Linked DNA regions of Homo sapiens: region 1 is linked to region 2. The links are chromatin loops, found by intact Hi-C in ENCODE. Cell type or tissue: PC-9. All regions are shown on one strand. Each heading gives the region's core, and the rest is flanking DNA. Links, peaks and the distances in the headings are about the cores only. Region 1 overlaps LOC105376208 (a long non-coding RNA gene). Region 2 overlaps LOC105376214 (a long non-coding RNA gene).

Region 1 (5,390 bases), core at 244-5,243, 290 kb after region 2:
CGGGGCACCATGTATGTCTGACTAGGGAGTTTGGGTTTTATTTAGTGGGAAATGGGAGCCTTTGTAGGTTCTGCAGGAGGGACGTGATGCTATGGAATATTAGAATCTCACCCTGGCTGCAGGAGAAGAATGTATTAACAGGGGAGCACCTGGAGCCATGGGACTAGTGATAATGCTTTTGAAGTAGACAGCCTCCCAAGTCTCTCTAAAAAGGGCCCTTGGTCTTGGTTCTGTAGCAAGAGGGTCCTCCTGATTTCTACAGATGTGTCTTACTTACGTGGGTACATGTGGATACATATGCACATTACAGGATGTTTAAAGTCCTTCAATATTGATTTGTGTATAAAATCTCTCCAAGGAAGGCAAACAATGGGCAAAACTGGGCTTACCCAGAGTTCAGTATCAAAATTGCAGATGACGGTTGTCAATTTTTCTACAGAGAGCTAGAAGCATTGGAGTCCATGACATAAGACATAGCATCTGTGAAAACAGGGACTGGCCTATGGGTGGATCTCTTAAAAATGTTGATGCTTTCTATTTCTATGAGGAAATCTGCTGTGAGACACTTATTTCATTCTGTGAATGTCAAAATTAGGTGACCTGTTAAGCTCCTTTCTGCTCTGGCAGAGACTTAAGTTTTAAATTAAACTTAAGTGTCGAAGGGCTAAGTGACCCATCCAAGGTTGTACAGAGAGTTATTAGAATCCTGAGATAGCAAGGTCTAGTGGAAAAACATTCAAAGTGGGTTAGTTTGTCTTTGTTTTGCCATCACACAGAAATCCACATATGGGGGCCCTAATGATAAATCAGTTAACTATTCAGATATAAGATTATTTTTCAACTCAATAATATAAAAGTTGTTTTTGGCCAGGCACATTGGCTTACACCTCTAATCCCAGCACTTTGGGAGGCCGAGGCAGGTGTATCACTTGAGGCCTGGAGTTCCAGACCAGCCTGGCCAACATGGTGAAACTCCATCTCTACTATAAATACAAAAATTAGCTGGGTGTGGCAGCACACACCTGTAATCCCAGCTACTTGGGAGTCTGAGGCAGGAGAATCACTTGAACCCGGGAGGCAGAGGTGCAGTGAGCTGAGATTGTGCCACTGCACTCCAGCCTGGGCTACAGAGTCAGACTTTGTCTCAAAAAAAAAAAATTGTTTTTAAGAATTACTTAATTGACTTTATTTATGAAAAGACAAAACAGATTTCCCTGAGTGTAAGTCTTGTGCTGGTCCGTGCTCAGTCTAAGTTGGTGAGAATATTGATGTGTTCAGACAGAATGGGTTTGGAAAGAACAGGTATTCATGGAGGACTCCTCCAGGTTAATTCCTAATTACATCAAAGAGTGTTGTTTTCACCTGTAGCCAGTCAATCATGAAAGAAGGATTTCTATAGAACCAGATAGGGCTAAACATGATCTAGAATTTGGCCATAGGATTCAACAGAAATCTCAACTTACCATCCAGAACTTTTCATGAGTAGCCATAGTGTGTTTTTCAGCTTCATTTTTCTACAATTGAGTCAGGCTAAGCAGGGAAGGTGCTTGATAATCATACCTACCCTCAGGCGCCCATTCCAAGCACATCATAGCAACAGGATGGCCTGTCCTTTGATCAAAATCTGAAAATTTTTTCTGGATTGTTTCATTTCATTTATATCATATATATCAGTCAAGGTTCTCCAGAGAAAGAAGACCAATAGTATCTAACTATCCATCTATTTATCTATTAATCTATCTATCCACTCCTCCATCTATGTGTGTATGTATATACACACATGTATATATACATATATGTATATATGCATGTATGTGTGTATTTGTATGTGTATACACACGTACATATCTCATTTGCCTCATTGAATTGTGAGGCTAGCAGGTCTGAAATCCATAGGCTAGGCTGGCAGACTGGAAACTCAGCCAAGAATTGATGCTGCAGTCTTGAGTCAGAATTTTGTCTTCTCCAGGAAAATTCAAGTTTTGCTCTTAACGCCTTCAACTGATTAAATGAGGCCCAGTTCTTTCCTTTACTTAAGGACAAGTGATTTCCTTTACCTCTTCAAAATACCTTCACAGCAACGTCTAGATTAGTGTTTGCTTAAATAACTGAGCTGACACAAAAAACTAACCATCATGCCAAGTTTCTGCCATTTTTCAAAATCTGTGATTCGACTGGATTTAAGAAAATTTAGTCACACGAGGACAGTACTTTTTTCAGCTGCCATAAGCTCAATACATCTACCCAAATCAGTCACGCTCTTGTTTTTTTCCTTGTAATATTGAGTTTAGTGTGCCCGGATGTCTTGTCACATCAATTAGGAAGCAAAAATGTATGAGTCATGGAGCATGCGGCAGAGTGAATTTTCAAGTCCCCTGAACAGGTTTTTATGACCCAGCCATCTGATTGCCCTAAAATAAACCCAACTGCCATGTTCCGCCTCACCTTTTCCCAAATGCCCCATGGCCTGGAGATGACTCAGGGCCCAAGAATGAAGAAAATAATCAGAATCTCAATCACTTCCTCTATCACATCTTCAGTGAGCCTGACTTACAAAACAGAAACTCTCCAGAAGAATAAGGCAGTGAAAGCTGAACCCAGCTACCTTCTTCTTGGATATGAACAAATAATTATAATATTCTTTCCCTTTCATGGAAGGAGCCCATCTGTGTCAAGGGAACTCAATTTTTCTGCATTTAGCTTGCATGTCTCAGATGCCATGTTGGCAGGTGGACAGCCCTGTTATTTGTTGTGTGCTAGCTAATTGTACAAGATCCTCAAACGCAAAATGAAAAAGACAGTTTGGGCACAGTGGCTCACGCCTGCAATCCCAGCACTTTGGGAGGCCGAGGCAGACAGATCACCTGAGGTCAGGAGTTTGAGACCAGCCTGACCAACATGGAGAAACCCCGTCTCTACTAAAAATACAAAATTAGCCGGGTGTGGTGGCGCATGCCTGTAATCCCAGCTACTGGGGAGGCTGAGGCAGGGGAACTGCTAGAACCTGGGAGGGAAAGGTTGCAGTGAGCTGAGATCATGCCATTGCACTCCAGCCTGGGCAACAAGAGTGAAACTCCGTCTCAAAAAAAAGAAAAAGAAAAGAAAACAAAAGAAAAAGACAGAAAACAGCTAGTTCTAAGGAGAATATGGAGCAACCATCAAACACGGTTGAGAAGCATATAAACCAAGTACAACAATTTTGAAAACCTGTGTATATATACACACACACACCGTAGGAGAGGAATTGCTAGGGAATAAAGTACTTATAACTTTGTAAGTAATGTGTGTGTGTGTGTGTGTGTGTACACATACCCTAGAAGACCTATATATATGTGTGTGTGTATATGTATATGAGACCTATAAGACTGGGGAGGTGTGTGTGTGTATATATATATATAGGTGTACATAGGTATGTATATAGTTGGACACACACCTATATGCATACCTATATACATAGTATTAGTCTGTTCTCCTGCTGCTAATAAAGACATACCTGAGACGGGGTAATTTATAAAGGAAAGAGGTTTAATTGACTCACAGTTCAGCATGGCTGGGGAAGCCTCAGGAAACTTACAATCATGATGGAAGGGGAAGCAAACATGTCCTTCTTCACATGGTGGCAGCAAGGAGAAGTGCCAAGCAAAAGGCGGAAAAGGCCCTTATAAAATCATCAGATCTCATGAGAACTAACTCACTATCACAAGAACAGCAGCATGGGGGTAACTACTCTCATAATTCAATTACCTCCCACTAGGTCCCTCCCATGACACATGGGGATGATGGGAAATATAATTCAAGATGAGATTTGGGTGGGAACACAGCCAAACTATATCATACACCTATATACACACACATACACACCACCCCCAGGAGAGGAATTGCTGGGGAATAAAGTGTTTAAAACCTTGTAAGTAATGTGTATGTGTGTGTGTGTATGTGTGTGTGTGTGTATATATATATATGTATATATATATATATATACACAGACAGAGAGAGAGAGAAAAAAGTCATGGCAAAAACCACAATTACTTTTACACCAACCTAATATATATGAGACCTATAACACTGTGGGGTGTGTGTGTGTATATATAGATATAGATATAGATATAGATATAGATATAGATACAGATATAGATGGATATAGGTATGTATATAGGTGGACACACAGCTATATACATATCTACACACACACACACCCCCATCTCTCTCTCTCCATGTATATATATGGAGACACATGTATATATCAAACAGAAATGCACACACACTGAAATGTTCATAGCGATGTTATTCATAATAGCCAAAAGCTGGAAACAACTCAAATGTCTATCAATAATAGAATGGATAAATTAATATAGTCACACATTGGACTACAATGATGAGAATGAGAATCTGCAGCTACATGCAACATTAGGGAAGAATTTTATAAAATAATATTGAGCCAAAGAAGCCAGGCTCACAAAAAAAGAAGATATTGTATGATTCCATTGATAGAAGCCATAAAAACAGGCAGAACCAATCTATGGTAGAGGAAGTTGACACATGGTTACCATTGAAGGGAGCATAATAACTGGAAAGGGTCAACTGGGGGCTTCTGCGCTGGTGGATTATATTTACTTTTCTTATCACTGCCTAATAAATTACCCCCAAAACTTAGGGGCTTAAAACAACAATCATTTCATTATATCTCATGATTTTGTGGGTCAGAAGTTTGGTCAGGGCTCAGGTGGGTGATTCTTTTGCTCCATGTGGTTTTGACAGGGGTCACTCAGTGGTCTTTAGCTGGCAAATGGGCTGCTTTGCAGGGTCCAAGAAAACTCTCCTAACAAATTTCCTGCTTTGTCAGGGATCACCAGAAGTCTGGGTTCCACTGGAACTGTCAACAGGAGTGCCTATATGTGGCCTCTCCAACATGGCAGTCTCAGAGTAGCTGGACCTCTTATGTAGTATTTCAGAGCTCCTGGAGAGGGTTTCCAAGAGACCCAGGGAGAAGCTGCAAGGTTTTTTATGATCTAGCCCTAGCAACATTTCCGCTTCATTCTATGGTCAAAGAAGTCATTAAAGCCAGTCCAAATTCAAGGGGAAAAGAGGAAGAATTCCACTTCTCCAGGAAAAGGACATTAATATACTTGGAGGAAATGAACTGATGGCAGTCATCTTGGAGACAGGTGACCAGAGGGAATGTTCTGCTTTTTGATTTGGGTGTTAATTATAGGCTCTATTCAGGTTGTGAACATTTATCAACCTGTATACTTCTAGGTGCCCTTTTCTATGTGTATATAATTTTAATAAAATATTGCAATCTAAACAGACTTACCAAGCAGAATAACCTTTGGAACAGACAGGTCCCATTTGGACAGGTCCCATCTCTGTGGCTGGATGGATACTCCTGC
Region 2 (5,390 bases), core at 221-5,220:
GATTCGGAACCTTTGTCTTATCCAGCTTAAATCCCTGTCACTCCTTAGCAGGGACTCAGGAGGAGGAGTTATGAGGAATGTGGTAAATGATGATGCGTATTCCCTTGTGGGGAAAAGCAGCAAATGCCACAGTGTCCCTGCCATGCTCATGCTCTCCTTAGTTATGGAATTGCTGATTCCTGGGAGTTGAAAGGATCACCTAGGTTATTCCCTCTCACTCAGTTGATGTTGGAATCCCAGCTACAAGGTGCCTCACAAGAGCCCCTCCCATCCCATCCCTCTTTGGATGTTTCCACTGATGGCGAGTCTCCAATCCCTGGAGGCAGCCCAGCCTAATAATAAGCCTGCATCTATTTATTTATTTTTTTGGGTTATTAGAAATGTGTGGTAATGTGGTCTAAATGAATATTGAATTGATAGCCATCTCTTGAAAAATAGCAGAATGTCATGTCCCCATTATTTCCTAGGAATTCTCAGGGAAAATGTGTGTATTCTCCACATTCGTGAAGGTGGCCACTTGTAATAACCACCTCCAGCTGCCAAGGCTTGAAACAGTAGCTGCTATAGAGGTCGCAGGACACTTTGCATTCCCCAACCCTAAGCAACAGCAGGCTGCCGGCTCCCACACTCTCTCCCTCTCCCTTGATTCATGATGAGTTGAGTTAAAAGAGCACCATCTTCTTCATGGCACCTAGCAGGGCTGTGGATGGTCTTAACATTGACAGGCTGCAACCCATCCTAGGGATCCCTGCTTTGCTCCCCTCATGGGGATGGAAAGAATCAACTTTATCCCTTCAGAGGGAACTAAGGTCTCCTTATCCAACAAGCCCCCTTCATGCCATGGAAGGAGGCTCAGAATAATGAAGTTGCACACACGCGCGCACACACACACACACCCCATTTCAATATGAAGCATTTGGATTAATGCACTGCCTTTGGTCAGTTTCCTGAGAAGCCCTCGAGATGATAATTCAAGTGCAAGTGATTTATTAGGGGAGAGTTCCCAGGACGGCCTAGCAGAGGAGCTCAGGAAGCAGGAAAGGAAAGGGGAAGACATCAAGCAAGGTACAATCTCAGTCAGTCAGTGTGCAGCCTCAGTCTGATCCCACAGGGAGTCTATAGAGAGGAAATTACACCTTAGAGTTCATTCAGACTCGAGGCAAGGTGGCTAAGGGTTCATATTCTTTATTACAGTCCATCACTGGCATGGGCCACTCCAGCAGGTTGCAAACTCGGGTGCTTCCAGCTCTCTGAGCTCCTGGGCAAAGTGGCTCTAGTAGTCCAAGGGCACTGCCTGTTAGATACAAAGGCACCCAGAAGCCAGGGAAGGGATACACAGAAATGTAAAAGGGATCTGAGAGGATCTGGCCAGAGCATCAACATGTCCACTCATTCACTTGTGTCATCCCCAAACAATGGGTTTTATTGGCCCAGACGTGATGTACTTCTAACATAACTTACTTGGTATCTGTATAGTAAGAAACAGTCAACAATCTTTTAATAAACTCTGGGGTAGGGTGGGACTGGGAAGGTTCTGCCTCATGCCACACCCCAGTGCATAATCCAGTCTAAGTCCTCCAGTCTAAGTCCACACTGGCTGTTTGGTATACATTCACATTTCGATGGACACTGTTCAAGTAAATTCTTGAAGCCACTTTATAGTGGCTGCTGCAAAGTCTTGTTTGCTGCGCCTCTGTCGGCATATGAGCTTGGTCACATCCCCTCCACTAGAATTTTCTATCCAGCTGCCCATCAAGACTAGTCAAATCAATCACCTCCCAAAAGATGATAAAGATTTTTATAAGCAAGTCTGGAGCACGTCTCTCCGTTCTGCAGATGATGGCATCTCTTGGAAGGTAGATATTATATGCAAAATCACCCACATAAAACTCCTCTGCAAACACAAATCCAAACCCAAATAAAGCTGCTCTTACTTCCCTTTACAGTAAACAATCCAAAATCTATAGGACTATCAAATCAGGTCTTTATCTTTGTGGGTGTGCTTGCATTTAATTTTCTACTAATAACTACAAGACCCCTGGTGCTCCATCATTTTATGCCCAGGAACCTATAACATGGCAAGGAAATCTCAAGACATTGCCATTTCAATTTTATCCAAGTTTTAATGGCCCAGCATTAGGTCCTGTTTATTTTCTCTCGCTTTTTTTCCTCCCTGGAGTAAACAAAAGCATATGTTCCTTTCACCTTCTCCCTGTAACACCTAAAAAGGCAGGCAAGAGAAAACCCCAGGGAACATCACTCTTAAGTCAAACCAGCCCACACAAGTTGGACTCTCATGTCTGTTTAAAAGAGTTTATCCTGTTTCCTCTGACACCCCTTCTAATCTCTGGCACACAGTGGTAGGCATTCAGTAAGACTGGGCTCCTGGGTCCTTCCTCTTTCCCCTTCAGTAACTCAGGTTCTACCAAATTTCCTCTTCCACATTCTCTATCAGCCCTCGTCTCTTGCCTTCAGAACTTGTTTCTCTGTTTATCTATCTGGTTGTCCACTGCTCCCATGGAGACAAACGAATGAATGAGACTATATTTTCGAGCACTTACTATGTACTGGGAACCTTCTACCTATCACCTTATTTTAATCCTCACACATTCTCCTGTAAAGTATCATTATTTTCCCATGAAAGCTAAGGTACAGAGAAGGTCAGTGACTTTTCCTAGATCAAGTAGCCAGGAGAGAAGTAGGATGTGACATGGAAACCAAGTTTGGCTGAATCTAAGTGTAATAATTTCTGACCCCTGCAGTTTCCATTTTCTAGACTATGCTTTGGGTCTTCAACTTCCACGCCAACACCAGAGGATAAGTATTTGAGACCCCCACATTGGTCATCCAACTATGAAAAAATTCTCATTTTAAGCATATACAGCTTAAAAAAAGAATCAACTTCATGTATTTGGAAAACCGTAAGTGCCATCTTCCATCATTCAAAAATGTCTGTAACAGACCAGCATTATTGACAGTTCTGAGCTAGACCGAAGGAACTCTTTTCTATGACTTCAACAGAAATATTTTGTTATTACAATGTTTGCAAACATTTTTAAGGTATTGTTCAGTCAAATGATAGTCCCTATAGCTTGCAACTCAAAATATCATGGTGGTGAAATACTCATTAGTCACCTGCTATAACTTCAATGGAATGTGCTAGGACACGGAGTTTGTAAAAGCAGATATTGTCTTGTTAAGCTGTCAGGTCCCATAATGTACAGCCTCACGCAAGGACACTGTCATCAGGAAAAAGGCTTAGATTATGTGCTCCAAGTACACCAAGAAACTGGTTTCTGGAAACCCGACTTTTCAATGAACGCTTGTTAAAGCAGAGTTAATGTGTTTCCTACTGTTATAACAATGACGTGTGAGTCACATATGTGGTTTCGAGATTCCTAAACTGGATCTGCCTGGCTGCTGATGTAATCAGAAATAACCTCTGGCTGTTTGAGACTATAATATTCTGGAGGAAAACTGCCCAGCTGATGCAACTGCTGATTTTTGTTAACGCTATCACCAACATTCCCAGCATTCAAAATTCTTTAAGATATTATTATTCATTAATACTTTGTTTTAGATATTATTATTCATTAATACTTTGTTTTCATTTGGAAAATTTATTTACTATCAAAGCAAAATATTTTTGGGATTCAGCCTGTAAATTTATCTTAATTCTCACTGTCCTCACTGTCTGAAGGTCCTTTGTTATTGGGGAAAAGAATGTGGGGTTAGGTGTCAGGCAGATTTGCACTTGAATTTCAGCTCTGTCACTTACCTGTGTGATTTCAGAGAGGTTACTGAACCTCTCTGAGCCTTGAGTTTCTAATTTGGAAAAACAGGAAATTATTCCTATCTCACAATGTTCTGAAAATAAAGTTAGACATAGAGCAGCATTTGGAAAAACAAGAGAGTACAACATAGACAACCAGGTATTTGGACCTAGGCTTGCCTCTAGGGAGCCTGGCTTGATGAATCTGCTGGGTTTTGAGCCCTGTGGGCCCTCCAGCTGGGCTGTCCTCCCCAAGCCCTAAACAAGGGATTCATTCAAACTCCCTAGGTCTTCACAGAAAGCAAGAGAAAAATGATGAGAGGAGGTTGTTGAGCCAGTTGCTTGCAAGAGCAGTCTTTCCTATGGGATGCCATCAGTCAGTTGTTAAGTTTACAAAGCAGCAGGAATATGTAACTGAGAATTTTGACTTTCAAAATTTCTATGAGCAGCCTCTTGGTATCAGAACAAGAAGATGGCAGTTGTGAAAGGAAGAAGATCATGAAAATGCTGCAATTTCAGAGGGGCAGAGATCAGGGCAGAAAAAGAAATCATAAGCTTCCTGACACCTGAGGCTGATTCGTTAAGCAGGAAAGAGGAGGATGCTTACAAGGTGTTTCAACCACCAGGGACCCAAAAGGTGGGAGTGTAAATTAGTTCAACCATTGTGGAAGACAGTGTGGTGATTCCTCAAGGATCTAGAACTAGAAATACCATTTGACCCAGCAATCCCATTACTGGGTATATACCCAAAGGATCATAAATCATCCTACTATAAAGACACATACACACGTATGTTTATTGCAGCACTATTCACAATAGCAAAGACTTGGAACCAACCCAAATGCCCATCAATGATAGACTGGATAAAGAAAGTGTGGCACATATACACCATGGAATACTATGCAGCCATAAAAAATAATGAGTTCATGTCCTTTGCAGGGACATGGATGAAGCTGGAAACCATCATTCTCACTAAACTAACACAAGGACAGAAAACCAAACAAACACTGCATATTCTCACTCATAAGTGGGAGTTGAACAATGAGAACACATGGACACAGGGAGTGGAACATCACACACTGGGGCCTGTCAGGGGGTGGGGGGCTAGGGGAGGGATAGCATTAAGAGAAATACCTAATGTAGATGACAGGTTGATGGTTACAGCAAACCACCATGACACACGCATACCTATACATGCATACCTATGTAACAAAAACTGGACGTTCTGCACATGTACCCCAGAACTTAAAGTATAATAAAAAAGAAAGAAGCACAAAGGATTTGCTCTGAGGACCACACCACAGTACCTGTGTCCTTAGTCACCTTCCAGTTAGAAAGCATTTCCATATATACCATGCATTTTCAGCCTCGCCCCACACTATGAGTCAGGAATCCCATTTTGAGAGATGAAAAACTACAGGCACAGAAACCCTGGATGACCTAAAAATTCTCTGTGAAATCACGCTAGATAAATAGCCACATGTTGCTGCAGTGCGGTAAGTGTCCTTTGGTTTAGACTTCTTTCTTAATTGCATCATGAAATTGAATTATATCCCGAAGACCTGGGAAAGAGCAGAAGATGTTATGCAGTTTATAAAGTCTTTTCATGTTTTTGGTG

The links. Peaks named below come from ENCODE experiments on the same cell type or tissue, not always from the same donor. Only the 100,000 strongest peaks of a DNase experiment are listed, where the experiment ranks them.
Region 1: a loop joins it to region 2, with 5 times the contacts of the local background. A loop is called at or near these places in 16 of 110 quality-filtered maps.

What each region holds. Positions count from the first base shown.
Region 1 is chr9:107,752,476-107,757,865 of GRCh38, reverse strand. It overlaps LOC105376208 (a long non-coding RNA gene), which reads right to left. Exons shown (of 7, transcript XR_930229.2): 2 at 5,315-5,390. Among named protein-coding and RNA genes, the nearest start is that of KLF4, 270 kb to the right of the region's middle. RefSeq lists enhancers at 2,304-2,598, 1,737-2,936. In PC-9, for the core only: no CTCF peak of the experiment used is centred there; a DNase peak (open chromatin) is centred at 2,415; H3K4me3 peaks cover 539 bases; H3K27ac peaks cover 3,962 bases.
Region 2 is chr9:108,047,250-108,052,639 of GRCh38, reverse strand. It overlaps LOC105376214 (a long non-coding RNA gene), which reads left to right. Exons shown (of 6, transcript XR_007061722.1): 6 at 2,763-5,390. Among named protein-coding and RNA genes, the nearest start is that of KLF4, 560 kb to the right of the region's middle. RefSeq lists an enhancer at 1-259. In PC-9, for the core only: no CTCF peak of the experiment used is centred there; a DNase peak (open chromatin) is centred at 3,289; H3K4me3 peaks cover 356 bases; H3K27ac peaks cover 2,755 bases.